3 separate regions of the Mus musculus genome follow, and regions 2 and 3 are each linked to region 1. A link is a loop called in an ENCODE intact Hi-C map of the cell type or tissue named here. Cell type or tissue: heart. All regions are shown on one strand. Links, peaks and the distances in the headings refer to the core of each region. The heading gives the core; the rest is flanking DNA. Region 1 holds the start of Eif3m (eukaryotic translation initiation factor 3, subunit M). Region 2 overlaps Them7 (thioesterase superfamily member 7). Region 3 holds the start of Cstf3 (cleavage stimulation factor, 3' pre-RNA, subunit 3).

Region 1 (10,196 bases), core at 1,562-9,561:
GGGCACGGGTGTTGCCCAGATGCCAAGTGTGCTGCAGGGAATATAAACCACCAACACAAAGAACCAGCCCACCTAAGGTACACTAGGTCCTTGGCTCCTCCATAACTCCAGCAAGCAAGCAAACCACAGAGAACAAATACAACAGAATAGGTAGGGAAGACGGAGAGCAATGACTGAGAGAAGAATACCAGAGAGGCCTCAAAGGCAAAGGTATTTGCCCTGCAAAGGGGAACATCTGTGGAAGGCCTTCAGGAGCCAATGGAAAGGTGGAAGGAGAGAACTGTCCTCTTGATATTCACTCACTCCTGTGCCCCTCCTGCACACTCCCTGCCTCATAAAACTTTTTAAAAAGAGAAAAGTGCATAGCTGTGATTAAGTATATTGTAATATGCAAACACCAGGACATATCCAGTAGTCCTGGTAGATGGTATTGACCTATCTCGCTTCTCTGAGAATAGCCCTGGAACGCCATTATTTCCTTTCCATCATAACAGACTGAGAGCCAAACAAGCAATGCTAAAGAGAAATCCTCCAGAGAGGAGGTTCCAACTCCATCCAGCAAGCACCTTACTTACAGGCAATCATAACACCCATCACCTAAAACCACTGCATTCGAAAAACCAACTCAGCTCCTAAAGGCAAGCTTAAAAATGAAAAGGGCAACAGGGCAGACAGTCCTGTTCAACACTGACAAGGGCAACAGGAAGATAGTCCTGTTCAACACTGACAAGTGTCTGTGTAGTAATGAAGCCTTTAAAACTCCATGTGATGTCCTTAGCAACCTGAGGTAAGAAGTACTGTTTTCATTTTGAATTACTACAGCTACACTAAGCAGTCTATTCTGCTCAGAGCCATACAAATAAACTCAAGGTTTGAAGCCCAGAGGCCTGATTCTACAGCCTGTATACTAAAATACACGTGCCTCTTATAGTCTGCATGTATTCCATTTTAAATAGTCTTCAAAGTAAAACTAATTCCTCTCAACCTTTTACTGACAACTGGTTAAATTGCTGTCACAACCAGGCCACCATAGAGTAAACTACCCACTGCTTCAGAGCACAGATTACAAAGGTAAGCACTATTTACTTATTATAAAACACATCAACCTTCACATCAAAATCATATCCTTATTTTTCTTAAACAGTATGAAAATATTTGCAATGTACCACATAACAAGTGAATTCATCTTGCTAATACTAGCACTAAAAGCTATGGTGAAATTTGTGTAAGGAAATTAACTGAAGAATGGTGGGTTTTGTTTTTGTTTTTGTTGTTGTCATCATTGTTAGAAGTATTAAACACATAAGAAAAAGCTAGGTAAAGCAGCCAGGGCTAGCCTTCATTTAAACTGCCAGACAACATGGCTGACTGTCTGCAGGCACCTAAAGCTAGGATACTGAGTAGACGGTATTTTGGCCAGTGGGTTTGAGGAGTTGAACAGAAAGAAGCCTTTACACCAACACCTTGCCGGAACCCAAGAAGAAAGAACTCATTTAATTCTGCAGTTCTTAGCTCAGAGCAACTTCTCTTTCTCAGAGCCCACACCACCTCTTAACAAAAACGACAGCATCACCCTGGAACCATCGAAACATTAAATAACCTCATCTAACATCATATACAGCTTTGGGGTTTACAACTGTTTTAGAACACATTCAATTTTTCCTTTCTGGAAAGTTTAAAGATGAGAACAAATTTTATTTATTTATTTATTTTTTAAGACAGGGACTTATGTACCCCAGACTGGTCCTAAATTCACTTTGTATACACCTCAGAGGATGAATCCCACTGCCTCCCCAGCACCAGGATCAGAAGCCCACCCACCACATCTGGTTTTAAGTGGTTCCGGGTGTGTACTCGGGGCCCCACTCCTCCCAGCTCTCTACTAACTACACCACATCTCCAGCTCTCTAGTTATGCTGCTCAGTTAAGTCTTTGCAATTACTCAGGAGCTAAAGATTTCTGATGCTGTGGAGAACAAGGTAAAAACAACTAGCTCAACTTATCTTCAAGAAACACGCCCATCTACTAGAGCTGGGAGTCAGCGCAGCGCTTCGGAATACCTTTTCTTACAATCCACGAGCGCCTCGTAGAGCAGTCTGAGGAGGGTGTGCTTCTTTTCAGTGGTGAGCTTCCAGTCAGAGATCCACTTTCTCACCTGCACCGCGATTGAGGGAAGGAGAGAATGTATTAAGAGAGATGAGGAGCACATATTCAGTTTAGTGCACTCAGCACTAAGGAGGAGCAGGAAGATGGGTTCAAGTTCATCCAGAACTACACATCAAGTCTGAGTCCACCGGGGGCCACACTTCCCAAAGGAGAAACAAAGACAAAGTTGAGGGCACACAGAGCTGCTCCTACCTGAGTTCCCACCTAAGTAAGCTTCACTTCCTACAAGCACAACACTCACTTGATCCAGCTCCGTTGGGATGTACTGGATGGCCCCACATGATGCCGCCACTTTGATGAGGCTGCAGTACACTGTGTACCTCACAGGAGTATTCTTGTCCATCCCATGGAAAAGGTTGCTGAGCCTGGTTAACAAACAACCAAAGTACTAATTGAGGTTATTTGCTCTCACCACAAATACAAGGCAGCACTAATAATAACTTCATCTAAAGAGGGAACTGGGGCACAGAAAGGTTGAGTGACTGCCCAAGACAGAAAGCTGCTGACAGTCCAATTCCAGAATTCCTGCTTCTAACAATCATAATTTATACCATACAAACATCCCTCTGAATGCTGTATCTTTAAAAAAAAAATGTACTTTTATTATTTAAAATTTTGTATATGTGTGTGTGTGTGTAGGTGCACAGGTGCCAGCAGAGACCAGAAGTACTGGATCTCCAAGAGCTGGAGTTAGGGGAAGCTGAGCCATCTGACACGAGTGTTGGGAACTAAACTCAGGCACTCTGCAGAGCCATTTCTCCACCTAGGTCTTGCAGTCTAAAACTTACAACTGTAGTCTCAGAGATGGGCGTTCGCCTTCCCGAAACTTGACCAGCTTTTCACACAGACTTTCAATCAATGCTTCTTGCTTGTCTGGTTCCAGGATCAACAGGAGGGACACCACACTGTTCATCACACTTTCAACATCTACATAGGCATCAAGAGCACAGTCAGCAGACACAACCTTCAGCGCGTCCAATCTGGCACACATTTCTAGTATTTCAATACAAAGATGCTTAAAATACATAGCTTGCCTACTGTGAAAGTTAGAGAACACCTTGATTTCAGGGAGAGCTTTAAGACTACAGCATCCATGAACTCTCACCTCACCAGCACCACTGTAGCGCCAGCATTTACACATCCACGTTTTCTTTATGATTTCCATTGGCATAATACACAATCATCTTGAAATTACTAGCTGGATTTTAGGTCAGGAGGTCTCAACAACTGAAGAAAACTTTGTACCTCATGTAGAGAATTATTTAGAAGTGAATGGCTGTTATATTCCTGCTGCTTAACTCATTTTCAAGTATTAGAGATATTAATCGCTCTAAAAATTTAATATTTAAACTTTAACAAATATTTCAGAGTTCACAGTACAGAAACTATACTGACTATTGAGAAGCTGTATCTCAATGGGCAGCAGCTGAACAATTAAATATTAAATTAAATATTACTTGAAATAACACCCTCTTTGATGTCCATCCAAACGCTTCAGTTCATTTTAAAACCATCAACATCAAGTATATGTACAAACACACACACTTTTTCCGTTTTTTTAAAAGGTTCCCCCAGAACGGCTTACTTTATAGGTCTAACAGAAAAAAACCCTGAAATTATATGAAAATATTACATTTAAAACTAACTGAAAATATTTAATTGAAAAATATCTTCATAATTATTTTTGATTGTATTCTTTCCCTTCTACATTGCTTAAAAATCTTAAGTCTCAAACCAAAGCATATAACTGACAAGAAAAACTTTAAGGTAGAGAACTTGTAAGAAATATTTTGTAGAATGAATTAAAACAAACCTTTATCATCTTCCTTCAGACACACATCACAGGCTTCAATAATCTGAGCTAAATCTACATGAAGTCCACCTTCCGAGTTTTCTTCTGAGAGCTCAGCTCCTTTTGATTTCAGATAAGCTCGAAGTTCAGCAGCCTATGAATCAAACAGGGTTGCTAAATCTCTAGATCCACTTGTAAAAATCAAGTTATGATAAAACACAAATATCAAACTCATCTGCCCTGCTTCCAAAGTAACATGCAAGTGCTAACTAACTACCCTCCAATTGTGTTGATTCCCTCCCTCCCTCTACAAAGTCCACGCAGACACATAGTTCACAAAGATCATATTCAGTTTCCTGCCACCTGTATCCACTGGACTTCCAGTCTATAGCAAATGCTTTACTTATTTCATTTAAGCGGTCTCCACTGGGAGGGATGGGGACTAAAGATACATCAATCTGACTTGGCAAAGTTGAAGAGGTTTTTTTCCCCCAGTAAGTGAAAATTTTATAGCTGTCAAATGTATATATAAATAGCACTACTAAAATCACAGTCATCATCCGGACAATAGTCTATTCATTTGCTAATAACTTGAGAACCATTTGAGACAAGCATTTTGGGAGATACCAATATAAAAAGATAATGCCTGTCAGTGCAGCCTGCATGAAAGTGTATGTGTATCAAATTGTCTATCAATGCACTGTATAACAAATATCTTAAAACATAACATCACTCTCAGAGGCAGAAAGCACTTTTGGTACTATCAAAATAACTACTAAAATAAGTCATTTGGATGTTTCCTACTTTACTCTCTAGTTAGGATCTTTAACAACGTTTTTCCTTCGATGGTTTAACATTCATGCACTGAAACAGAAATGTAGATGACTTAAAGCTAACAGAATAAAAACTTAAAGAATCACAGTATAAAGCGTTCCATTAGAAAATGCACAGGTGCCAGGGTGAGGTGGTGGGCAGGGTGAGGTGACATATAACTGTGACCACAGCACTTGAGGCAGAGGCAGGGGGATCTCTACAGGTTCCTGGCCAGCCAAGGTTTAACAAGCCATAGTGAAACACTTCCCAAATATCAAAACAAGAAGGGGGTTGGGGAAAGAAAAAGCACGGATGTCAAATTGTCTGGACAAAGCCAAAAGAGCCTTGGGGAAAATAACCAACATTTTTAATCCCACAAATGTGTTTGGTGACCTCAGAAACCTAACAAACCCTTAGGTCTGATGGAATTATTTTTCCAAACAATAGCATAGTAATTTTATACAGAAGATGGCATGGTATTATAAAAAAGATATTTTGAAAACTCAAGTGTCATATTAGAAAAAGCAAAATAACAGCAGAAATCATTCTTTTTCTTTATGACACAAATATATAATCTAACCAAGATGTAAAGAAAGCATTTGTTCACTTCCTGCTTTACAAATCTTTTTCTAAGAATTAGTTAAGTTTAATGTTTTTATATCATTCTTGCTGACAACAAGACACTCTACAATATGGCCAATGCCAAGGCTCTATTCAGCCCCTGGCCTGAAGTACCTTTTTGGTAAATACTAGTCAATGCCTGGGAACTCTAGCTTCCTCTGCTGTCAAATACTCTTAATGCGGCATCTTTCTATGTGTGCATAACTTCCTTTCTTCTCCTGTGTAACATATGGAACCCCAAGTTTCTGTCAGTGGGTATTATAAAAGCGTATGCATGCTCACGAAGAACAGTTTGGGTTGTAGAAAATTAAAAGACTGTCATCCCAACAATTAACCTCCTGTTACAGAAAAAGGAGAAGCCATCTGTCCTGTACACCCAGGTGTAAACCCCAATTAGTGAACTTCAAAGTGTCCAGGATGGCCCGCCAGATGCTCCTGCCTCCCAGCCGCCTGGGAACAGAAAACGCGAGCCAACTAGTAAAATGCATGCCACCGTCGCCTGTGGCCGCGGAAGGCCCGCATTCACACGCTCAAAGTTGCTCCTGCGGGCCACACGCGAACTTAGCAGACGCTGGTCCCTGTCCCCGAAAAGTTCTGGGTCGTCATCGACGACTGCGGACGAGCCCTGGCGCCCACCGGGCCCGCATCCGGACCCTCGGCCGCGCACGCGCCGAGACCCAGGTCAGGAGAGCGCGCTCCCCCTCACGGGCTCCGTCCCGGGAATCCCCCGCACCCGTTGCCCCGAGGGCCCAGCATCGTGCACCTGGTCTTCCTCGCTGATATCGATGAAGGCCGGGACGCTCATGGTGAAGGCCGGGCTGCGGAAGACGCTCCGATCCAGAAACACGCCGACCGGAAAAGAGAGCGGTGCCGTACAGGGTTACGCACAACCGCTTCCGGGTCAGCCACAGAGGGCGGGCCTCGTGGGCGGGGCCCACAGTACTACTTCCTCCCCGCGGGCCTCTGCTTCAGCTCCTCGCAGGCTCCTACCTGAAATCTTCCCCTCTCCCCGGAAACTTAGGTGGGTTGGGCTAAAGTGTCCTCTGCCCGCCTGCTGCCTGCGGGTCACGGAACCCTACCTGGGCCAAAGCTTCGGGAGCCTAGAGAGCTCTTGCTGCCTCTGAGAGCTTTCCAGGTGCCCCCTGTCCCTAAAGCCTTGGAACTATTTTTTTTTTCCCCTGTGTTATGCTTCCCAGTTTGCTGGTCCAGTTGCTAGGCCATGCTCCTTGCTAAGTAAGGGTGACTAGTTTTCAAAGAATGCTCCCACTTAATTAATAAGGACTTATCCAGAATACACAGTGCCTCAGTGTATGTTAGGGATTGACTCCAGGATCCCTCCTCTAAGGATTCCAGAATCTATGGGGCTCAAGACGCTTACATAAAAATGGCTTAGTTCGTGTCTATATAACCTCCTGTGTACTTTAAGTCATCTCCAGGGCACTTAAAATAGCTAATCCAATGTAAATTCTATGTCCTCTGTTTTCTAGGGAATGACAAGGTCTGCGTATTCAGCACAGATATTTCTCCAGAATATTATAGTCTGCAGTTGATTGAACCTGGATGCAGAACTTGGAGCCATGAAGATCAAGAACATTGTAAATGCAACAATAAGGGGGAAATGCAATTAAAAAGTGGGCTGAAAAAGTAAAAACAGACTTTATTAGAGAATATACACATGGTATCCTCAGTTGATAGAATGTCCCCAATAAATGGCCTGTCAGGTATTTTCTTCCTTAATGATTGACATGGGAGGGCCCAGCCCACTGTGGGTGGTGCCACCCTGGGTAGGTGGCCCTGAGTTGCATTGAAAAGTAAGCCAAGCTAGCCACAAGGAGCAAGTCAGCAGGCAGCGAGCAAGCCTCTGCTTCAGTTCCCACCTCCAGGTTCCTGCCTTGGGTTCCTGCCATGACTTTCCTCAGCGATGGAGGTTAACCTGAGAGTTGTCAGATGAAATGAACCCTTTTTCCCCAGGTCGGTTTTTGGCCAATATTTTATCATAGCAATGGGAAGCACACTAAGACAATCTTCCTGGAGTACTGGGTTACAATGTGGAATGAGTGTGTGTGGGGGGGTACGTTCTCAAGGAAGAAAAGGAAGAGAGACTGGTTGAAAAGAGGGGAGCAGATTTCTGAGGGGGGAGAGGAGAGAAGAGAGGGTGTAAGAGGAGAGTGGGGCGCTGAGCCAGAACATATTTATTAGAATGGTCTTCTCAGAATTTCAGGAGGGAGAAGATACCCAGTGGTCCTGTAAACACACTAATATACTAGTTAACTAGGCCAAGGCCCGGGCACTGAAGCTGGAGGGCAACCCTTGCTCATCATCACAGCAATCTTTGCTTTGAATTTTGAAAGGTGACTTTTTTTTTCTAAGATTAATACTTTTCAACCTTGCTTTCAGCTTCTTTCCCCTTTCTTGATGGAAATTTGTTTCAAATGTTAATGTTGCCAGCTTTTTCTTCAGTATTTTATTTTAACTCATCAATAAGTCTTTCTTTAAAAATACATATATTTTGTTGAACATTTTAAAACCCTATTTTAATATTAGCCCCGTCCCTTACTCGCCCCTTTTTTCTGATTTCCTTTATTCTATGACTTTGTGAAGTAAAAGAGGTGACTTCAGGGGACTTTTGAGAAGGAGGTTTCAAAAGGATAGAGACAAAATTATTTGAATCTTTAGATATTTACTCATTCGCTAAAAACATATTGATCTCTCTGACAAAATTATGTACCAGCAGGTGGTTGACCTTCCAGAGAGAACAAAATTAAAGCATGCAACTTATTTATTGTTTATGTTATTGTGATGGAACCAAACCCAAGGCTTTGTGTGGACTAAGCAAGCTTTCTATCACTAAGGGATTAACTGTCATATTAAGGTTTTAATTGCCATGATGAAACACCATGACTAAGAGCAAGTTGGGGAGGAAAAGGTTTGTTTGGCTTCCACTTCCACATCATTGTCCATCACTGAAGGAAATCAAGACTCTAGCTGATGCAGAGGCCACGGATGCTGCTGCTTGCTGGCCTGCTTTTCATAGCTTGCTCAGCCTGCTTTCTTGTAGAGCTCAGGACCACCAGCCAGGGATGGCATCACCTACAATGGGCTGAGCCCTGCCCCACTGGTCACTAACGGAGAAAATGCCTTACAGCTTGCTTGCAAGCCCAATCTTATGGAAGCATTTTCTCAAAGAAGGTACCTGCCTCTCAGGTAATTATAAATTGTATGACACTGACATAAAACTAGCCAGCATACTCCTTTATAATTTTTCAATGACACTTTTTGTCAAATTCATTTCTTAATTGAAAAAAGACCCTAGCATTATTTTTCGTTAATAAAATGTTTTCTGATAATCTTAAGGTTTTTCTTTAAACACAAATCTGCCTTAGACAAATGGTACAAGAAGTACTATCTACTATATGACAGGAAGCATTCTAAATGCTTAAAAAAAAAAGTTTAGAGTCAGTTGAAACTGGGGTTAGCTGATGCTAACCTATGCCTGATATAAAATGGGGTCACTGGTATGTTAATAGCAGTAAAGAGTCACCCCTGCTGATAACCACACATACAACCTTCACTACTATATTATCCTTCTTGAGACTTTCACAAACTGTCCTCAGAACTTCCCAAAACAGAAGGAGCTGAAAGTTCAACAAAACCCTATATATTCTGAAAGGCAAAGCCATTTTTCTAGCTGATGTGGCTGTTTGTTTTCTTTTGAGGTGAGCTCTCACTAGTCCAGGTTGGCCTTGAACTCAGTGTGTAACTGAAACTGATCTTGAAGTCCTGACTCCATTGTTCCTACTTTTTTTGAATTACAGGCATACTTTTTTATGTGTGCACTGGGGACTCGAACTCAGGTCCTTGTGCTGGCAGAGCAATTGCTCTTACACACTAAGCTATTTTCCTAGATCTCCTTTTATTTTTAATTCTTTATTCTTTCTGATTAAAAATTCTGGAAAACTTGGATTTATCACACCTGCTTCCCTCTGTTTGGGGAATGTGTGTATGTATGTGTGTTGGGGTGTGTGTGTGTGTGTGTGTATACACATACGTGTGAATGTGGTGTCAAGGGGATAACTTCTTCTACTGCAGGGTCTGGGAACTGAACTCAGGTCTTCAGGCTTGCCAAGTGTTTCTACACACCTTGCCATATCACAGTCAGGCCCTCTTTAATTTTTAAAAGGCACCACTTTACTTAGAAATGGACTCTTCTGCGCTTGTCTTTCTTCTTATTTTGATGTATAAACCATGACTTTGATGGTGGAAGCTGCAGAAATCCAACCGAAACCTAGCAGTGATCTTGAAGGTAAAAGTCACGGTGGCAGGGAAAGGTGGAAGGGGCTCAGACCCTGATACTAGGAAGATGCTGTGCCAACCACGACTGCCTCTCTTGCTTGTTTAATGTAGGAGGAAATGAACCTCCATCTTGTTTTCATGTGCTATTACATGGGCTTTGCCTCACAACAAAGGAAACTAATTTTGACTGACTCAGGAAAGTTTGAACTCTGAAGTCATCACTTTGAAAATAAAAGGCTTGTTTATGTAAGTGCATGTTACTGGTTTTTTATTGTGTATATTTATGGTGGGAATCTTGATCTCCCTTAGCCGTTGTCATGCAATGTTGAATTCAGAACACTACTATCCTTTTAGGATCTCAGAGTTTTACAGCTAATAATTAAGTTTTATACTAGCGAGGCAGCATACGATTACAGTGACTTTATAGGGAAACAAATAATGTTGAGTTCAGCTGATTGGCGCCTTACCGAAATAGATTACACATGAGCCATGACAGAACCGGTGCAGAACT
Region 2 (10,196 bases), core at 1,069-9,068, 210 kb after region 1:
CATTTCTATTGCGCTCTTGCTTGAAGCCAAGAGGAAACGTCCACTTAATACTTTGATCATTACAATCTTAAGAAAATAACTCTCACCCTACTATATACTAGAATTTTGAGACTTCACAGAATCTTTCCCAATCCCTTAGTGAGCGTTTAAGCCCCGGCCTCCAGGGCTTGTACTTCTGCTCCTCTGCCTTTCCCTTGCTCTTACTCCCTTGCTACCTCCTTATTCAGATCTCAGCTCACAGACCCATTTCCCTGACTGCACGAAGCACTGTTTAAAGCATCATTTGGAATGATTAAGATCATTTGATTATTGCCTATCTCAGAGAGAGAGAGAGAGCGCGAGACGGGGGGGGGGGGGGGGGGGGAGAAGGGGAGGGAGAGAGGAGGGGGTTTCTGGAGAGTAGGGGTCAGTTTATTTGCTGTTCTTTTGGAGAACATCACCCCCCACTGCATCCCCACTGTCTACTGGGGCTGGAATTTTCTCAACCCTCCCTGTAAAGGGTTCGCAGTGTAACCTGGCTCAGGCTCGACTGCTCTCTTTTGGCCTTTTTAGGGTCTCGCATACAACATTCTGCTTTCACCCTGGGAGCGTGGAGGCAGCTGAGGCTTGGGGCAGTTTCTGTTGGCTGGGACCTTTGGAGTAGAGAGTAGCTGGGCTCTCTCTCTCCCACAGGCTTGGGGGCAGGCAGCCATATCAGCCCCCTGACCCTTTAGCACCTCCTGCATCCTGCTGCTCACGGGAGGCTCGAAGGTTGGTGCATAGCGGGAGCTGCTTGTGAAAGATGTTCTGTTTGTGTTGGATTCCAGGCGCAGGGAATAATTAGGGGAGTGACATGCTGTTAAAGTTGAGGCTTTTCCTCGTGGGCTGGACTACAAGGCTGCTGGCAGAGGACATGTACGCCTGTGTGCCTCTGAGGAACCCCAAGCTGGAGATAGAGGAAGAAACTTTGGAATTTCCCATAGTTCCTTCTGGATGGACGACTGTCGAGAAGCCCTGGAAGTTACTGATGTGAAGTGAAATGCTTGATACTCAAGGCAGCTGAGGACCTTACAGGGCCCCTAGCCAAAGCCCTATGTCAAGTCAGCGTGTAGAGATAACAGTGCTGAAAGAACCAGATGTTCTGGGAAATGCCAGTAGCCAGCGAGGGAAAAAGTTCTTTCTTAGACTGTCCAGCCCAGTACCTGGCAGCACTGGCATATGGTGGATGTTTAATGACTGCTCTTTGAAGCAGGAAGCGTGTTTCCAGCCTGGCTGTGTCAGGGTTCTGCTAACATTAGATTTCATAAATACAGGCCCTGGGTTCACAGCCCTATCACGTCACTTCCAAGCTGTCTCTGTGGGAGGCTATCAGTGTGGTGCTGATGTCTATAGGGTGAGCCATGAGGATCAGAAGGAGTGTCTAGAACAGACTGTGGCACATGGTAATGGGACAAGTGACAAAAATAATCATAGACTGTAGACAAGGTAAGGGCTCCTTTATGAGGGAGATGGGGAACAGGGTCAGGAAGAGCTCAACAGCTAGGTAAAAGAAGAACGTTTTCATAGTCAGACTGCGTATGAGCTTCATTATTTTGGGGCTCCTTAAACTTTATATGTGTTTGTAAGTGTTTTAGCATTTGCTCAGTATGTAGTTAAAGCATGAAACCTTTGCTCTCCCATGCGATGGGCTGCCTTTCAGTTCTCCTCAGACCACTGAGGCATTAACTTGGACAACCTGCCTTATTCTTGCATGACTTTGTGAGGAAGTGCAGTTATTGCATCCAGTTCACAGGTGGGAAAACTGAGGCTGAACAGCTTTTTCCAGCCACAGGATTTCTCTGAACCCCGAAAGAGGATGTATCCTCTGCCATTTCCCTGGGTGACCATGCAACCCCATCCCTCCTCTGGGTACTTTCCGTAAGACACATTTTGGAAATGTACCCAGACTGGGCCTCCTGGAAAGGAGAAAGCCGGGTGCTCTGCTGTACATTTGGTGCCTGTTCTGCCCCACGCTATAGCCAGGATGCCTCCCACCAGCAGCCCAGGCCCGGGAGGCTGGGTTTAGGTGTCAAGGCTGGAACCTGCCTATTTCCTTCCTGTAGCTGTTCTAGGCTCCAGTCGCCATGGATTTATAGCCAATGGAGGGTACAGTATACACTTTGAAAGGAAGATGGGTGAGGAATTCACAAGTGTCTCTGAGGAGTTGGAACATTACCGGGGCATCTTCCTTCTAACCGATGCACACTACTCTTTTAAAGACCCAGAGAAGGCAGAGGCCCTCTTTCTACTTATTCTTGGTGCTCGGCTAGTATTCCTGTTTGGATCCTGTTTTTTAAAAACAGGGTCCTTACATTTAGACACATCGTGTGTGTCATTTAACACTAGATCATCAGATGAACTCATCTCCAGGACTGGGCCAGCTCCCCTGGGGACATTCAAGGACATGGTGCTAGTAAAATCAAAGGCTCTCCATGACAAAAAGACATTCTTGTGATTTTTAAAAAGCTAACACAATAAACTTAATATAAAATGTACCATTTGGACTCATTTTTAGGTGTTCAGTGGTAATAAGGAAACTGACAGTGTTGAGCAACAGTCACCACCAGGATTGTCCATCTCAGAGACTCCATTTTGTAAAGCCAAAACTCTGAACTGATTAACCTGTAACTTCTGCAGCCCCACCCCCACCCCCCGCCAGTCATGGCCCTTCTATTACTCTGCATAGCTTTGACTAATCTGAACATCGTATAGGAACCTCACAAACACATATGCTTTTGCACTTTGCTGATTTTATTTAACATAATGCCTTCGAGGTTCAGCTGTGCTATAGATCAGAACCTTCTTTTTAAGGCTGGGTCATGCTCTACTCTGTAGATATACCATTCATTATTTATTATTCATTCACGTACCCTTAGATACTTGGGCATCTGGATTGCCTGGATTGGCCTTCCATACATAATGGGGATTCCTCCTGGATCTATGTTAATTAGGTCTGAGTTGATAGAGAAATTACAAATCCTTTCACTAAACCAAGATGTCAAATTGAGTCCATAAGTTCTAAATTCCATTTTGAAGTGGCCATGGGTAGCTGTAGTTGTGTACTTGAGTGGGACTATGTGGGAGGAGCTAGGCAGTGACTCCTGGCGGGGCTCCCGATGAATTCTGTAGGGAGAAGGGCTATCTTAGGGGCAGTAGTTCTATGCTGGGGCCCTGTGCAGTCCAGGTCTTGGCAAAGCCTCAGGTATTTCTGTCCAGAGGTTGAAAAGTCAGCTGAACTGGTTGGAAAGCCAGGCCTGGATTGCACAGAGGAGGAATATACTTGCTTCCCAGACACATACTGACTGGGGGCTACTGTTGGGTCATAACTTTGAATGGATAGAAGGGTAGATTAGGAAAAAGCTAAAGGGGGAAGGTGGGACAGAGGGGTGTAATGTAACAACCCTCAAATGTCGCTTCCCTCAGCTCGCCTTTCCATGGTGTCCTTTTCTCCCCAAGGAAAGGTTTTGAGTCAGAGAAAACCAGTTTGTAGTTTGTAGATATTCCATATGTTCAGGCTGCTTTAGCAGTAGGCAGTTGATACATTTTATTCAGGGAGACTAGCTTTGTCTTCTGTACCTGTGGGTCCCCACGTTGTATTGAGGTACTGCAGGCAGCACAGTGTACACTCAGGGTGGCTGAGAGGTCTTTACAATGTTGGAGGAAAACAGCTGTACTCAGCACCTCTGTGTGGGATGTCCATGAACTACTGGCCCGAGTAGTTCATAGTTTCAAAGTGAACTTGCGCAGCATGCCTCTCCATGATGTCATATCTTTAGGATGCTTGGTTTCCTTTGGTTGTCTGATAGACATAGAGTTCCTTGTAAAATTCAGTGGAATAAGAAACAGCAATGGAGGAGACACGGGGGAGTTTCCTGTATTTTTGATTGGCACAGTGGTTATGTGGATATTAAGTATATTAAAATTCATTGAGCTGTTAAAATAAAGAGTAGTGGCATTCTTGTTGATTTCTCAATGCCTAATAAGTAATTGTGATTAGTGAAGAATGGAATAAAAATAGTACATTGAAACTTTCATATGTGCTAATTTTTCAAGCAGCTACTGAATTTTAGGGCATAGATACTTAATTCATTGACTGAACAAATTGAACTCTTAGTATATGTTCCATTCCAGGGCTACCATGCAAATTACTGACACAGTAAAGATACTATGTACCAAGAGAGTGTGGGAATCTCTTGCTTTATTCTATCAGAAACTACCCCAGATGTTGTATTTACTCTTAAGTATATCAGACTCGGGATTGGAGATGAGATGGCAAGAGAAATTAAACACTGCTTAGAGATTTTCCAAAGTAAATTCCTGCAATGGTTAATGTAAATCACCAACTTGACACAATTTAGAATGACCAGGGAAAGTAGTCTCTGTGAGGGATTGTCCAGGATTGCCCGTGAGCATGTCTGTGGAATCTTAGCTATGGTAATCGAGGTAAGAAGACCCACCCACTGTGAGTGGCGCCCTTCCGTGGGCAGGGAGATCCTAGACGGTATAGAGAGAGCAAGCTGAGTGACAGCCCACGTGTACGTGAAGTCACTGTTCTGTGACTACTGCCTCACCTTGACATCTCCCAAATGACGTGCTGTAATCTGGAACAGTGATTCAAGTCAGCCTCTCCCCATTTAGTTGCTTTTGCCGGGATATTTCATCATAGCAATGGGACAGGAAGCTAAGACCCTTGCATCCTTTGGTCACATAATGAATATGGATTGGCTGTATAAAATTTAGAAAGAGGAAACATGGAAGAAAGAAGCAGTCCACCTTCACTCCAGGTCATGAGGACTGCTACAACCTGGTGGATATTTTTTAGATTTTTTTCCCCCTGTGGGAGGAAAATTTAACACTTTACCAAACTTGGATCATATATACTGTACTTGGTTGTTAATTTAAACTTTTTATGGTTTTAGAGTCATCTTCCCAGTCAGTGTGCATACAGTCCAAATCACATGTAACGAATATCCATTGTTACTTTAAATAAACAAACAATTTCTAGGGAGAAAAGCTTCAATTCTGAAGCCTTTGCTAATTGTAGGGTGATTGCACTAACAGTGGCCCAACTCTGCCCCCTTGTGGCTGGATGCAATAATTAATCTTTTCCTATAACTTGTACAGTGTGAGGTAGGACTTGCATTCTGACACAGAGACTGTGGAATGAGATTTTTTTTTAAAGGAGTTCATAGTTGATAAGGAGATGTGAGGCTTCTATAAATAGGTGAATAACTATGAAACAAATGTTCCACTGTTGTCATGGGAGCCACAGTTAAAATTCCATATTGTCCTGATGATTAAAGGTCACGTCACACAGCAGCAGTAACAGAGGTAGCAGACATTATTGATTGCTTGTGACCCAGGAAGTGCTCTTTGCATTTTTCATTGAAAGCATAGAATTTATCTCTTGTAGGCCTTTAAATACTGGTAGAATTTTAGCCTAGAAGGCTGATGAGATGATAGAATGGAGGGAAGGGGGCAGTGCTCCATGCAGAGGATGGAGGGAGGGGGAGGTGCTCCATGCAGAGGATGGAGGGAGGGGGAGGTGCTCCATGCAGAGGATGGAGGGAGGGGGAGGTGCTCCATGCAGAGATGGAGGGATGGGGAGGTGCTCCATGCAGAGGATGGAGGGAGGGGGTGGTGCTCCATGCAGAAGATGGAGGGAGGGGGAGGTGCTCCATGCAGAGGATGGAGGGATGGGGAGGTGCTCCATGCAGAGGATGGAGGGGGTGGTGCTCCATGCAGAGGATAGAGGGAGGGGGTTGTGCTCCATGCAGAGGATGGAGGGAGGGGGCAGTGCTCCAAGCAGAGGATGGAGGGAGGGGGTTGTGCTCCATGCAGAGGATGGAGGGAGGGGGTTGTGCTCCATGCAGAGGATGGGGTGAAGGAGTGGTGCTCCATGCAGAGGATGGAGGGGGGATGGTGCTCCATGCAGAGGATAGGGGGATGGTGCCCCATGGAGAAGCTGGAGGGATCTGCACAGTAGGAACAGGCTTTACAGATCCGTAGGGGTGGAGTGGGCAGTGACAGGAAAGGATCTTAAATCCCATGCTAAAAACACGACGTTGGCTCTGTTGACAGGTAGAGAATCAGAGATCCGAGCTTTTTGATGGACAGTCATTGGATCAGAACTGGGCTTTGGGACAGTTACACTTCAGCAGTGTGGAAGATGAGAGAGTCAAACCGAGGGACCAGTTAGGAGGATACAGCCGTGGTCCAGCTGGGCTCTGATACAGTTCTGAAGAGGGGAAGGAGATGAGTCTGAACTTGGTTAGGATGTTTCTCTTTTCCAGCGGTTAGATGGTAGCTGGAAAGCAGAGCAATAACGTTTCTCCTTTTCCAGTGTGGGTAACAGCAAGGGTTTCTCAGAACAGGAACAAGCAGGATTTGGACTCCATGGGTGGCAGAGACCTGGCTTTGTGCTGTGAAGGAAAGAGCAGCAGGTTTACAGCTGTTTTAAAAGATGGCATACTTGATGAGACAACGGAGCTCAGTGTGCCTCCCACAACGATCAGGTTTAGTTTACGAATGCTTCTTAGTATCCTAAACACCTGCAGTTGTGAAGCTCAAAGCAAGGTCTGCCAGTCTCAGAACCTTCTTGATGGGTTCAGCTGTGTTCAGAGGACGTGGCAGCCGCCTCTGAAATGCAAGCTAGGAACATAAGTCGGTACTTATCCTTACAGTAGGAATGAATGCGACCCCACTCCTAGCGCGGTGTGGTCTGTCTTCGCTGGGACCACGTGGACATGTCCTCGGAGTTGGAACAACCATGGTGTAGATAGAAGTGATTCTGTTGATGATCTCTTTCTCCGTAACCACCGGACTTTTCTGCCCCAGTGGTCCTTTTAAATACTCTTCCTGGAGAAATTACTTTGAACTATAATTTTAAAAGATGAACTAACTTGGATGAGGAAGGAAATATTGGGTACTTCTAGGGTCTAGAATTCGGGAGGCTCTACATGGCTTTCACCCCTGAATGTCAGAGACTGTTTTCCTGCTCATGAGCAAAGAGGTGTGACTGAATACCATATATAAAAAAGTGAGTTTTGAGTGTGTGGATCACTAATTAACATGCTTGAGTTGTCTCTAACCTTACTGGAACCATAATTCAAAGCTGATTTGGCATTAGTACACAACGGTATCATATTTCAAGCTCTACCAGATCTGAGTTATGTACTTTATTACTTTTTAACTGTTTAAATGACATTCGTGTTAATAGGCTTTAACATCAACAGGCAGATGGTTGGGACGGCTCATGGCTACTTGAGTCTTCATGGCTAATTGGGCACACATGTACTAAATTTGCCCCTCTACTTGGAAGTGAAGGATTTTTTTTACTAAATATGAGCAGATTTTTTTTTCAATACCAGGCAGCTTATTTTCATTTGCTTAAGTAGTCTTAAAAACACGAACCGTTTTTCAGCATCATGTCTTAATGTGTTAACAGTTTTGGTTTTAAAGAACAGATTTCTTTCAGTGGCTTAAATGAGAATTCACACAAATCATAACCTTTTAATTAAAGGCAATATGTTTTCATGCCAGACGTTCTGAAGAATTTCCAGTGACCCAAGAAGGAACACATTTCTGGGCTGGAAGTATGAGTCTGGGACCCTTCAGAAGCCTGGCAGAAAGGCCTGATGGAGGATTTGAAACAGGAAAAAGATTAATAAAAACAACATCAGGGCAGTTTTCAGCTCACGTGATGTGGGTAGTAACATAATTTTCTGTATCATAGGATGGTGCTATGAAGCGTTGGTGTTGCCAAATACTTCTAACCCAAACGCGCACATATGACTGCCGCCGCTGGCTTTGGCATTGCAAAGACATCCCAGGAAATCTGGATGAAGCTAGCAGAAGTTATTATGTTTCAAAGACAATTAGGAAGGGTCTGACCAGCAGACTGGAAAACAAGAGACTTAGATGTTTGAAACTGGAAGGCTCCTTGAAAACTCTTGCTGTCCAGTTATTACCGAGGCAGCTTGTTGGGAAATCGAATATTCCTCGGGTGAAACAAAAAGACTTAGGGACCAGGAGGTAGACAGTTTCTAATGTAATCACTGCCTGGCTCTCACCTCGCCCGTCACCAAGCATGTGATCTTCTCGGTTTCTGTTTGTTGTTCTAACGGTGACTATATGGACTTTTACCAACTCACAACGCTTTTGTGAGGATCCTAATGAGTATATAGATGGGTCTCTCTTCATTATTTGCATCCTTTTATTTTCCCATTTTAACAGTTACAAAACCACTAAAGCATTACACAAATTTAAGTGTGTGTGTGTGTGTGTGTGTGTGTGTGTATGGAGGTCAGAGGTCAACCTGAAGTAATTTCTATAATTGGCTCTCTATCTTACCTTTTCAAGACAGGGTCCGCCACTAAACCTGTGAAACTCACCTATTTGCTTAGAGCAGCTTGTCCAAAGGCTCTAGGGACCCACCTGTGTTGGCCCCTCAGAACTGGGGTCCCAGTGTGTGATATCCCAGTCAGCTTCCATGAGTGTTGTGGATCTCAACTGAGGGCCTCCTTGGGCAGCAAGCAGTTTACAAATTGACTCTCTATGGACCTGAATAAAAATGTGTGGATAAAGACCAACCTTCCCAATAGAGTTCCTCATGTGATGGTGACCCTCAACCATAAAACTATTTTCATTGTTACTTCCTAACTGCAGCTATGCTACTGTTATGAATCATAATGTAAATATCTGTTTTCTGATGGTCTTAGGTGACCTCTGTGAAAGGGTCATTTGATCCCCGAAGGGGTCATGACCCACAGGTTGAGAACCACTGCCTTCCAACCTTGCTTCAGGGACTAGTTAGTACTTTGCCTGGGTGAGGAAATGTTCCCTGGATAGGAGAGACCAACAGACGGACTGACTGACTAAATGAATGGTCCTCTTTTCTCTACTTTTCCTTCCTCCTCCGGAGAATTGTGCCAAAAATAAAACTAAACACGTGGCTTGGGATTGTTCAAGAGTTTTAACCAGGTGCAGCGTGCTGGGACCCATCCAAGTTTGAGCTGTGTACATGAACACAGTCTATTCTGATAAAGGTCCCAGCTTTGTATGAGTGCAGGATGTCTGGTGGGATTTTTCCCTGTGACAATTGGATCAGCTACCCGAGCCCCAGTTGTAAACACATCTCAAAGCCAGAGACACTTCCCTCTTCCCTTCTCTGCTTCCCACTGCTCCAGAGTCTCCTTCTGCCTCCTTGCTGCTCTTGCACGTCTGATGAAGGGTATCCCGGAAGCCAAGAGGGGGAGTCTTCCTGTACACGGAGGGGGAGAAATGTCTGCATTCTTCCTTTCTTTCAAGAAAGGAAGGTAGATTTTAGGTTCCTGTCCCCTACATCTGCATGGTCAGCTGAGATGACCCCTGGCTCTTAATGCTGAGAACTGAGACATTCAAAGAGCAGAGTGGCCTGCAGGGGAGGGAGGTGGTGACCCCTAAGCTCAGCTGAGACCCATTGACTCTAAACTAAAGAGCAATAAACGGTGGTGAGCTGGAGGTGAGAGAAGTTGCCTGAGGTCCACTCTTGTGAGGAAGGGAGGACATTTAATAGTGTACAGTCAAAAGTGGTGTAGTCGAGTATGGAGCAGGGGTTTCTGGCCTTGTTTGCTTTATCCACAAACAAGTTGGCTTTTACCCAATGTATATCAGACTTCAAGGTATGTTTACTTGAGGCCAAAAGAGAGCTTCCTTCTGATACACCCTCGTTGTTCCCTGCGATAAGTAAACTGAAGCTCAACATGGAGAAGTCATGCCCCAGGTCACAGACCTGAGTGGCAAGGTCAGGACCCAGGTTTAGCACCTTATTCTAGACAGACGGGTAGAATTAGTTTCATGAATCCGAGGTGCAGTTATTGAGCGCCTACTGGATACAGCCATGCAGTCTGTTTTCTTTTCTCTTTTCTTTCTTCTCTCTTTTCTCTTCCTCGAAGGTTAAGGCAGCTGTGACATCCATTTGGTGCCTTAACTGTCTGAAAATCTCAGGGCCAGCAGGGGCTTTCTTGGGTTACCCCAGCAAGAGATCTTCGCAAGTCAAACACTATTAACTTTAATGAAGCAGCTTTGATGGCAGGGAAGAGACACTGTATTTCCTTAACAATAAACTACTCTGACAGATGAAAACAAACAGGCTCAAGAGAACATATAACATTTCAGGGACCGGGCAGAGCAGGACC
Region 3 (10,196 bases), core at 1,162-9,161, 430 kb before region 1:
ATATCCCCTGGCTTCTGCCCCCCTAGTGCTAGGAACAAAGGTGTATGACACTGCTCCAGTTAACCAGGTATTTTAACTAAGAAATAAGACCCAAGTCTGTACTGCAACACCAGACACCAAGCTTATCACCAAGCCCAGCAACGACTATTTTTAGAATTCTGATGAAAATTTCTAATAGATTTTCTCTTTCTTTTCTCTTCTCTTTTTTCTTTTCTTTCCTTACCCTTCCTTCCTTCCTTCCTTCCTTTCTTTCTTTCTTTCTTTCTTTCTTTCTTTCTTTCTTTCTTTCTTCCTTCCTTCCTTTCTTTTTCTTCCTTTCTTCGGAAACAAAGTCTCATATATCACATACTGGCCTCACCTGTAATCAAGGCTGACCTTGGATTTCTGACCCTCCTGCCCCCCTTGTGCTGAGATTATAGTTGGTATCACAATGCTAGCCTCCAAGTGAATTTGGGATAGATTGATACATACATACATACATACATATAGATATCTACAGAGAGAGAGATATATCAGTAGGTTTGCCACCGCTGCTTAATCTTTAGCTATAACCTGTATTTGCTGCCATCTTGGGGACTCATAGAACCATTGCAAGTGCCCTTTTCTTTCTGTTCTCTGCCTTTCTTCCCCAAAAGTTCTCACGAGGTATTCCAGACTATCCTCAAAATTCTCAGATCTCCTTTGGGTCAGCTCCATGAGTTCTAGAATATTTTTTTTTAACAGTTACACTTTAATTAAATCAGGACTTGTGGGTGCTGAGTCAGTATTAGTGGCATAGTTATTAAGATAAATGTGGGGCTGTGAGTGTAGCTCACTGACACAGGAAATGTTTACAAGAGAGATGCCTACATCCAATCCCCAACACTTCAAGAAGTAAACATGGATCCTGTGTCTTTCCCTAAGATTCTTTTTGCCAGTGATGATGGCGATGGGATTAACACCTTTAATCCCAGCACGTGGGAGGTAGAGGAGGCGGATCCCTGAGTTTGAGGCCTAGTTCTACTCTAGAGAGTTCTAGGACGGCGAGGGATATGTGGAGAAACCCTGTCTTGAAAAACTAAAAGAAGAGGAGGAGGAGGAAGGGCAGAAGAAAGGAAGAAAGAAAGAAAGAAAGGAGAGAGAGAGAAAGAGAGAAAGGAAGAAAGAGAAAGACAGATGGACAGAATCTGCCTTCATAAGATAGTTTTGTATATTCTTAGTAATTGATGGGGAAGGGCCTAGCCCACTGTGGGTGGGCCACCCCTGAACTGATGGTCTTAGGCTCTTTAAGAAAGTAGGGGAAGTAGGAAGCCAGTAAGCAGCAATCCTCCATGGCCTCTGCATCAGCTCTTGCCTCTAGATCTAGACCCTGTTTGAGTTCTTGTCCTGGGGATTGTGGTGCACACTTTTAAAACTAGCATTGGGGAAGTCAGAGGCATGTGGGTCTCTATGAATTCCAGGTCAGCCTGGTCTACAAAGTGAGTTCCAGACCAGAACAGTCAGGGCTACATAGAGAGATCCTGTCTCAAAAACCCAAAAGGTGAACATTTTCTAAAATAAATGAGATAAAATTAAGCATAATTCCGGAAACTTGGTTGAATACTGATTTGTAGAAACCTCCTTTAAACACATTTTGGGGTTGACGGTGTAGCTCAGAAGCTAGTGCTCAGAAGACGGTGAGCTTGATCCAGCACATATTCCCCAAAAATCACACTGTTGAAAGAGATGTGAAAATGTAGATGTAAACTAGATCGTAATTGATGTCAGGAAATAACTGTAAGCTTTCATGGATATGATAAATGGTCTTGTGAATATGAAGAAGAAAGTCCTTATTCTCAGAAAAAACAAACTGATTCATTTAGAGAATGAATTTAATTTACTTTTAAAATATTTTGCCAAAAAAAAAAAAAAAACCCAAAATAACAACAACAACAACAAAAACCCCAAAACCAAAAAAAAAAAAAAAAATCCCACGTCAGGTGGTGGTGGCGCACTCCTTTAATCCCAGCACTTGGGAGGCAGAGGCAGGTGGATTTTTGAGTTCGAGGCCAGCCTGGTCTACAGAGTGAGTTCCAGGACAGCCAGGGCTATACAGAGAAACCCTGTCTCGAAAAACAAAACAAAACAAAACCAAAAAAAAAAAAAAAAAAAAAGTTAACAACCAACCCAAAACAAGGAAAGAAAACCACAAATACACCTGTAAATACATGCATATAAAGCAAAAAATGCCAAAAATGTTAATCTCCTGAAGTGGTAGGTCAGTCTGTCTGTCTATCTATCATGTGTATCTGTTTAGGTGAGTGGGTGGCTGCACATGCACCATGGTGGAAATGTGAAGGTCAGAAGACCACTTGAAAAAGTTGGTTCCTTCCTTCCACCATGTAGTTTCTGGCTGTCTTGAAGCTTGCTCTGTAGACCAGAGCTGGCCTTGAACTCAGAGATCCATCTGCCTTCGCTTCCTGAGTTCTTGGATTAAAGGCATGAACCACCACTGCCTGACTCTAACTCTGCCTCTTAATTACCAGAATTAAAGGCTTGTACTACCATGCTCAGTTTGGGAGTTGTTTCAAGTAACATTCTTTCTAGGTTCTCTATAAATATGCAGAGATGGATTTCAGGTAATCAGGTCTTTTAATAATGCTGACTACTTTCATTGAGGAGCCTCAAAGATCTTGATCCAGCAGCAACCCAAAGGAAATTCATTATTAATGTAGACTTTATAGGGGAGAGGTCTCTGAGTTTATCGGATTAATTAAGGCACTAGATAGGATATACGGAATGGTGGGTTCTTGTAGTCTGGCAAGATCATCTGTGATCTAACAGATATAATGGTATGCCTCCAGACCCATTATTCTACAAGTGGAGTCAAGAGAATAAGGAGTTCAAGCTACATGAGACTCTTGTCTCAAATACAAATGCAAAGGACCAGCAAGGACTTAGTGGGTAATGATGACAGCCATCAAGCCTGACGACCTGAGTTTCATCCTAGAGGCATTTACATTGAAAGGAGAGATCAGATTCCCATAGGTTGGCTGAACACACAAAAACAAATAATAAATGTAAAAAGAAAATTAAAATAGACAAAACCTGATGGGTGGTGGAGGCACATGCCTTTAGTCCCAGCACTCATGAAGCAGAGGCAAATAAATAGATCTCAGTGAGCTTGAGGCCAGCATGGACTACATAGGTTGAACTCTGTCTCAAAACAAAAACAAAACAACAACAAGAAAAAAAAAATCAAAAACCGAAACAACAAAAAGACAACACCCCCAACATGTAACATAAAACCTAGAGATAGCATAAACCAGCCTGCCTCCATTTTAGACTTGAAAGCCATCTTATAATAAAGACAAGCCATTCCTGTTTAAGATTGGATCTTTGTTTCTCACGGATTGGGCTATGCCTCACCTATTATTTTAACTACTAATGGTTTTATATGGCCTATTCCAGGAAATGGCAACCGCACCTTTGTTTCAGGGGGTAGTTCTGATCACCTGGCAACCGCACCTTTGTTTCAGGGGTTAGTTCTGATCACCTGGCAACCGCACCTTTGTTTCAGAAGTGTATTGTGCTCACCTGCTGTTATGATCACCTTCTTTTGACCACCTTGTTATTATCACCTGGCAGCCATGACTTTGTTTCAGGTTATGACCAGCTTGTTATGTTCTGCTTCGTAGCCTCTCTTATTTGCCTGCAAAATCTTCCATTTGACAACTCTCTACTCTTGAACTATAAACACCTGTATCTTCCCCACATCCAAGGCTGATCTCTTGGACCCAGACCTTAGAGACAGCCTGTGTGCATGAAAAAAAAAAAAAAAAAAAAAAGTCTTGCTTTAATTAACTTGATCATGATTTGGGTTGGTGGTCTTTCTCCTTGCATCTGTGACATTAACAATAACCTCTTTAAATGTTTTGATGAATACACGCACGCATAGGCGTGCACACACACATGCACACATATATACACATAAGCTATTTTATATTTCTGGCTTAATTTTGTGGCTATTTTTAGATTTATATATTTATCTTGTGAGTGCCTGTGTGTTTGTAAGTGCAGGAGTTTGCAAGCCATAGTGCATGTGTGGAGGTCAAGGAATAACTTCCTGGAGTCGGTTCTATCCTGTCAACTCATTGGATGCCAGGATCAAACTCAAGTTTTTTGGCCATCACGGCAAGCACCTCCACTCTTTGAACCATCCTGGCTCATTGTGGATATTTTTCTAAGTCAGTCACATCAGCAACAGTTTAAAAGAGTAACGCCCCATTGAGGGAGACTTCTGAAATATTCAGACTCCATTATCAAATGTTGCAGTGACTCAATATATGTACATTTGATTCATGCATCTATTTGCTTAAAAAGATATATGCATCTCATTGTATGGCCCTCGTCCGTGGGCTCTACACACCAGGCTGCCCTCAGAGATCCATCCAGCCTCTGTCTCCCGAGTACTGTGATTAAAGACTTGTGCCACCACCGCTCAATAACCTCCTGGTTACTCGTAAGCCAAATAAGAGCTTTTACCTTTTAAGTTAAATCTTAGCTGCTGTTGCTATTCCTATCTTTAGGCAAGGAAACAGAGACGCAGATAATGCAAATTGCCCAGTCTACTCCTCTATAGTAGGTGAGAAGTCTGGATGCAAAGCAACATTCCTTCGCCACTATCAACGCAATTTTGCAGATAAGAGATCGTGGTGAGACGCTAAACTAAAATCCCCGGTCTAATAGTGAACGGTGACAGCAAAAGTAAAAAAAAAAAAACAAAAAACAAAAAAACAAAAAAACAAAAAAACAAAAAACAGACTTGATGTGTTCCTCTCCTCCCCAAGAAAAGAAAACGTACAGAACGCGTTAGTAGACTCCTTATTCCCGAAACACGAGAGGTATTCACTAACTCTCAACGCTATTCCCTAAAATGGTCAGTTTGCCTGTACAGAGCGGATTGGCAGTCAGGCTTCAGCAGGGAGGAGCTCGGCTCTGCAACTCAGTCGTGAAATTCCAAGAAGCGCGGGAGCTCCCAGGCCAATCGGGTGGATCTTTCCGGCCGGCCTCGGAAATCTGGACAGCGGCGTCATCAGTTCCGGGCGTGACGTTAGCTCACGCACTGAGCCCGCCCTCTGGGAGCGCTCTGCGCTTGTGCACCTCCAATAATCCGGGAGTTAAGCCTCAGCCCCGCCCACTGTCCCGGAAGTGAATACGGAAGCGCCTCACACCCCCTCTGCCGGCTGGGGCGCAGCCATTTTAATTCAAATCTGAGTGGGCGGCGGCGGCGGCGGCGGCGGCAGCGGATTTGGCGGCGGCTTTGGCTCTGAGGGACAGGGGTAGTGTTCCTGGTTTTGGTGGGGTTTGCCTTTAGTTTAATTTTCCTTTTCTAGCTTCCCTTTGCCGGCTGGTGCGTACGTTGTAGTCCCCCGAGGCCATGTCAGGAGACGCAGCCGCGGAGCAGGTGAGGAACGGGAGCGGTGGGGCCTCGTGGCGACCTCTTCTCTCTCTAGCCCTGTGGGTGCGAGCACCCCGTTCGCGTGAGCAAGGGCCCTGAAGAGCTAGTGAGCCCGGGGATCGGGAGCGCATCCCCCGAAGTCTCCCAGGTTTGGGCTTCTCTGTGGCGTTCGTACGAATAAGTATGGGACTTAGACAATGGCAGAGACGTCGCTTCGCCCTGGCCATTGCAGTTTCTTCGGTCGGGACGGTGTATTTCATACCACTTTAGTGTTCCGGTAGTCCCAGATTGTTCTAACGTGTATCTGCGCTGGCAGTGTTTTCCTCGTCTGCCCCCCAGTCCTCTGTCCCCAGAAATAACGAAATCAGTCTGGAAAATTCGGCCCCCGAGAGAGCGAAGGTAAAAAGAGCCACGGCTCTTCCGAGCTTTGGGGGAATTTTGTGGATTCGCTTTCTTCCCCTCTCGTTTAGGAACACTTTATTTTTGCTTTTACGACCACGCAAACATTGCAGAATTTGGTAAACTGAAAACTCGAAATGTGCTTTAGTCACTGTAGGCACCATCTGTTTGGATGGTTAGATATGAATGATACATAAGTATTTTACAAATGGGACTTTTAGATAGGAGATCTCACCCTTTTGCTGTTTGGCTGTTTGTTTGTTTTGGATAGGTTTTCACAGTGTAGCCCTGACTAGGCAGGACCTTCTGACAGGATTGCTTCCTTGGCCTCCAGGCGTCCATCTCCATGTTTGGTTCTTTTGCTCTTTTATATCCTAAATTTTGTAGGCTAGTGTTTGGCTTTTACTGTAAAAAACAAAACTGAGTTTTTGAAAGGTGTGTGTTTTGATCTTGATCCACGTATATTTAGTTTTAAAAGAAAACAAAGTCCTAAATTTCTTATTGCTATAGCAATGAAATACGCTTGTATTTTTATTTCTTTTCTTTTTCCCAAATCCCCAGCTAATAAAATAGAAATTATTGGAGGTTGACAGATGAGGTAAAATAGGACTGTATGTTAATGAAGTGTAGGCAAATTAGAACTTAATTACTTTGGTGACTGAAACGCTTGAGGACCAATTTAATTCCAAGTCTTGGCAGTGCTTTTGCATTTTATCTAAAGTCAGGGTGCCCACGAATGCAGTGTCTTTGAACTATTTTTCTAAAACTGTTTATTTTACTCTACTCTTACCGGGCTGGCATTTTTATTTTCTGAAAGTGAAGGAGTGGTGTTGAGGTTTCATTGGATGTGTCTGAAATTCACTGTTTTATATAAATTTGTAAAGACAAAAATTTGCCATGCTTTTGTTTTAGAACTATGCGGGTTTTAGTTTTTGTTGTGGGTCATCCTGCTCCACCCCAGCTAGAGGTTGAACCCCGGGCCTTATGCATGCAGGGAAGCAATCAACCACTGAGTTAAAAGCCTTAGTAACACAGTGTGTGATGTTTTCTATGAGAACTGTGATGAGACTTTATAAACCTCCATTCTCCAAACCCCTTTTATTTTGACAGTTGCCCCTATGTAGGCCTGGCTGGCATGGAACTTGCTACATAGACCAGTCTGGCTTTGAACCTCTGCCTTGCTGAGTGCTAGGAGTAAAGATGGTACATGCACATCTAGCCTTTTTTTTTTCTTTTTTAATCTAGGAGTACTGTGCAACTCAGGCAGGTCTTGAACTCATTGCAATCTTTCAGCTTCAGCATCTGTAACAGGCATTCCTCCTTTGAATTTTATTGTGCAGTTTACAACAAAAGTTGAAGGGAAAACTCATGAACACTCATTATAATTTTCACCAAATCCAGCAGGGTTACAGGTTTTGTCTGTCTGTCTGTCTGTCTCTCTCTCTCTCTCTCTCTCTCAGGGTTACAGGTTTTGTCTCTCTCTCTCTCTCACACACACACACACACACACACACACACGAGTGTATATATATATATATATATATATATATATATATATATAGTATTGCAAGTATGTATTCATACACATATTTCTTGTGGCTTAAAAGCTAGGAACTTCCTCATATTAGGCAAGCTCTACTATTGACATATACCTCTAACCTTGACATATTTTCTTTCTCCATACACATTTCTTTGAAAGTTGACTTATCACATTTCAGTCCAAACTATTTCAACATTCTTTTATATAATGACATTAATGCTTTTATGTAACTACCATACCATTATCCTACTCAAAATCTAGTAATGCCTTATTGGGGAGTGAGGGGGATTGCTTTTGTTGATGTTGTTGTATAACAGCTCTTGGAAGATCAGGCAAACCTCCAACTCAGAGATCTGCCTGGCTCTGCTTCCCAAGTGCTGGGATTAAAGGCATATGGAACCTATCCTGGCTTCTGTATTATTTTTTTGAGATAGGGTCTTGTATACTTTGAGGGCAAACTGGCTCAGTTTGTAGCTGATAAATGACCTTGAACTTCAACCTCCCAAGTACTGATCATAGGTTCTTTCCAGTGCACCTGGCTCAATAATGATGTATTTCTAACATGTCCATATTCAGATTTGCCATTGCCTCAAGAGTGTGATTTATAGGGCTATGGATGTTGCACAGTTGGTAAGAGTGCTTGTGTCACACGCACAAGGCTCTGGAATCCAACCTAAGTTCCTAAGCACTAATTAAGCCAGGCTTTGACAAAAGACCTGTAATACCTGCACTCAAGGAGTTAGAGGCTAGAGGATCATAAGTTTGGAGTTATTGTTGGCTACATAGTAAGTTTAAAGACTGTATGAGCTATAAAAGACTTTGTCTCAAAAACAAGACAAAACAAAAAACAACCAAACATCAAAATATAATCTAGGTAAACCACTGAATCCTGTATTTATGTAATTGCTTATCTCATAAACAATCTGTTAGACTGTACCTTCTCACCTATGTTGTCTGTTCGAAAAGACAGTTATCATTTTGGGATTTTGTTAGGGGAATTTTTGATGGTGCTATTTAATATATCTTTTACTCTATTTCTCAGAGAATGTATAGTTAGGTCTATTCTCCATTTTAGTAGTTTTGAAAGGTTAATTCCTGGATAGAATATAGTACAAGTCATTTAAATACTCTTGTAAATGGATGTATGTGAGAGAGTGTGAGTGTGTATGTGAGGGCTCGTGTGCTTGGACTTGTGGAGCTCAGAGGGATAACCTTTGAAAGTAGGTTTTCTCCTTCCACTCTGTAGGTCCTAGAGATTGAACTAAGGCTTGATGACCTTTACTGTGTCATTTTTTGCTAGCACAAAAGTTCATGTGTGGTAGCATATAGTTCTGTATTCCCAGAACTCAGGTTGAGACAGAGAGGGTAGGAGACCGTTGTGGATCATGGAGACCCATGAAGTCTGATCCCCCTGGAGCTGGATACAGATACTTGTAAGCCAGTGTAGATGCTAGGAACCAAACTTGGCCCTCTGGAAGGGCAATATTCACTCTTTTAACTGATGAGCCCTTTCTCCAACCCCATTTAAAAAATGGAATTCTGTCTACAAAGCAAACAAAGACAAGGAAGCACTTTTTCTGATTATACCACTACCAATGATAGATAATGTTTGCTTCCTTGGTTGTTGTGATGATTGCCACATGTCTTCATTGGACTGTTTTTCCCTATTAGTAACCTGTTTTGATACTGTCCTCAGGAACCATCAGTTGACAAATACCATCCTCCTGCCTCTGCCTCCTGGGTACTAGGTTTACAGGGGGATGTGTTACCTGGCTTTTTTTTTTTAATGTGTTTTTCATTTTTGTATATGTATCACGTGTACTCCAAGACCTTAGAAGGGGCTTTTTGATCCCCTAGAAATGGAGTTACAATTGTGAGCTACCATTTGGGTATTGGGAACTAAACCTGGGTCCTTTGCAAGAGCTCGTAACCACTGAATCATACCCCCAGCCTCTTAGTCCCACTACAGATTTTACATGGGAAGGAAGGAAGGAAGGAAGGAAGGAAGTAAAGTGTAGTGTATTTATCATAGAGCTTTTCCTTTGCCCTCATTGCATTGAAGTAAATCTCAGTTGCTGTGTTATATTATATAACTTTAGCTGAAGTAGTAATTACATGATACTTTAAAAGTGTAATGGGTTTTAAAATGTGAATTGGCTGAACAGTTCTTAGTGTTTAAAACAATGGCCAGTGAAAATCTGGAGAAATTAAATACTAAAATGACTTCATATTACTGGAAGGATGGTTCGCTGGGTAAGAGGGCTCTCTATAATTTAGAAGACTGGAGTCAGTTCTTAATGCTTACATAAGGAGGCTCACAAGTACCTGTAACTCCAACCCCAGGGGATCCAATGTTCTCTTGGTCTCCTTGGGCACTTGTACACATCTCATGCACATAAATGAAAACATTTTTTTAAATGACCCTTAATTATAGGTGAGAAAAACCTAAATAGAACTGAAGACTACTAAGAGACAAGCTGTGATCCTAGCATTTAAGAGACTGAAGAAGGAGGAACTTGGGGTGGAGGCTATAGTCTGAACTATACAGCAAGTCTTTCTCAGAAAAAAAAAAAAAAAGGAAGAATAAGAAAAGCATCGTTTTGTGACTGTTCTGTTTCTTTTGAGGGGTGTGTGTGTGTGTGTGTGTGTGTGTGCCTGCCATATAGACCAAGCTGATTTGGAACTTGTGGTGGGACTCCTGCTTCTGCCTGTCTTTTTTAACCAGAGGAGTCATGAGTCAGTGTTTTTCTGCTAGTGAAAAATAGCTTGCAGAGGCTAGAGAAAACAGGAAAAATATAATGTGGTACACTTCTTAATGAGAAGAAGGTTGAAAAATCT

Evidence for each region. Hi-C counts contacts between places; a loop is a spot of excess contacts. Peaks named below come from ENCODE experiments on the same cell type or tissue, not always from the same donor. Only the 100,000 strongest peaks of a DNase experiment are listed, where the experiment ranks them.
Region 2: it touches region 1 in a loop (2.8-fold over the local background); 3 of 42 quality-filtered maps call a loop at or near these places.
Region 3: it touches region 1 in a loop (3-fold over the local background); 2 of 42 quality-filtered maps call a loop at or near these places.

What each region holds. Positions count from the first base shown.
Region 1 is chr2:105,010,791-105,020,986 of GRCm38, forward strand. Eif3m (eukaryotic translation initiation factor 3, subunit M) reads right to left here and starts at 6,237. Exons shown (of 11, transcript NM_145380.2): 1 at 6,156-6,237; 2 at 3,980-4,112; 3 at 2,955-3,093; 4 at 2,408-2,531; 5 at 2,061-2,155. The coding sequence starts at 6,197. It overlaps Gm38521 (predicted gene, 38521), which reads left to right and starts at 6,331. Exons shown (of 2, transcript NR_165821.1): 1 at 6,331-6,413; 2 at 6,880-9,935. In heart, for the core only: no CTCF peak of the experiment used is centred there; a DNase peak (open chromatin) is centred at 6,301; H3K4me3 peaks cover 2,315 bases; H3K27ac peaks cover 1,470 bases.
Region 2 is chr2:105,225,426-105,235,621 of GRCm38, forward strand. The region is part of intron 1 of Them7 (thioesterase superfamily member 7); the gene reads left to right. Among named protein-coding and RNA genes, the nearest start is that of Them7, 6.2 kb to the left of the region's middle. In heart, for the core only: a CTCF peak has its summit at 5,096 (motif pointing left); a DNase peak (open chromatin) is centred at 3,166; H3K27ac peaks cover 2 bases; H3K27me3 peaks cover 1,024 bases.
Region 3 is chr2:104,585,278-104,595,473 of GRCm38, forward strand. Cstf3 (cleavage stimulation factor, 3' pre-RNA, subunit 3) reads left to right here and starts at 5,207. Exons shown (of 21, transcript NM_145529.3): 1 at 5,207-5,425. The coding sequence starts at 5,399. In heart, for the core only: a CTCF peak has its summit at 5,177; a DNase peak (open chromatin) is centred at 5,074; H3K4me3 peaks cover 3,146 bases; H3K27ac peaks cover 3,204 bases.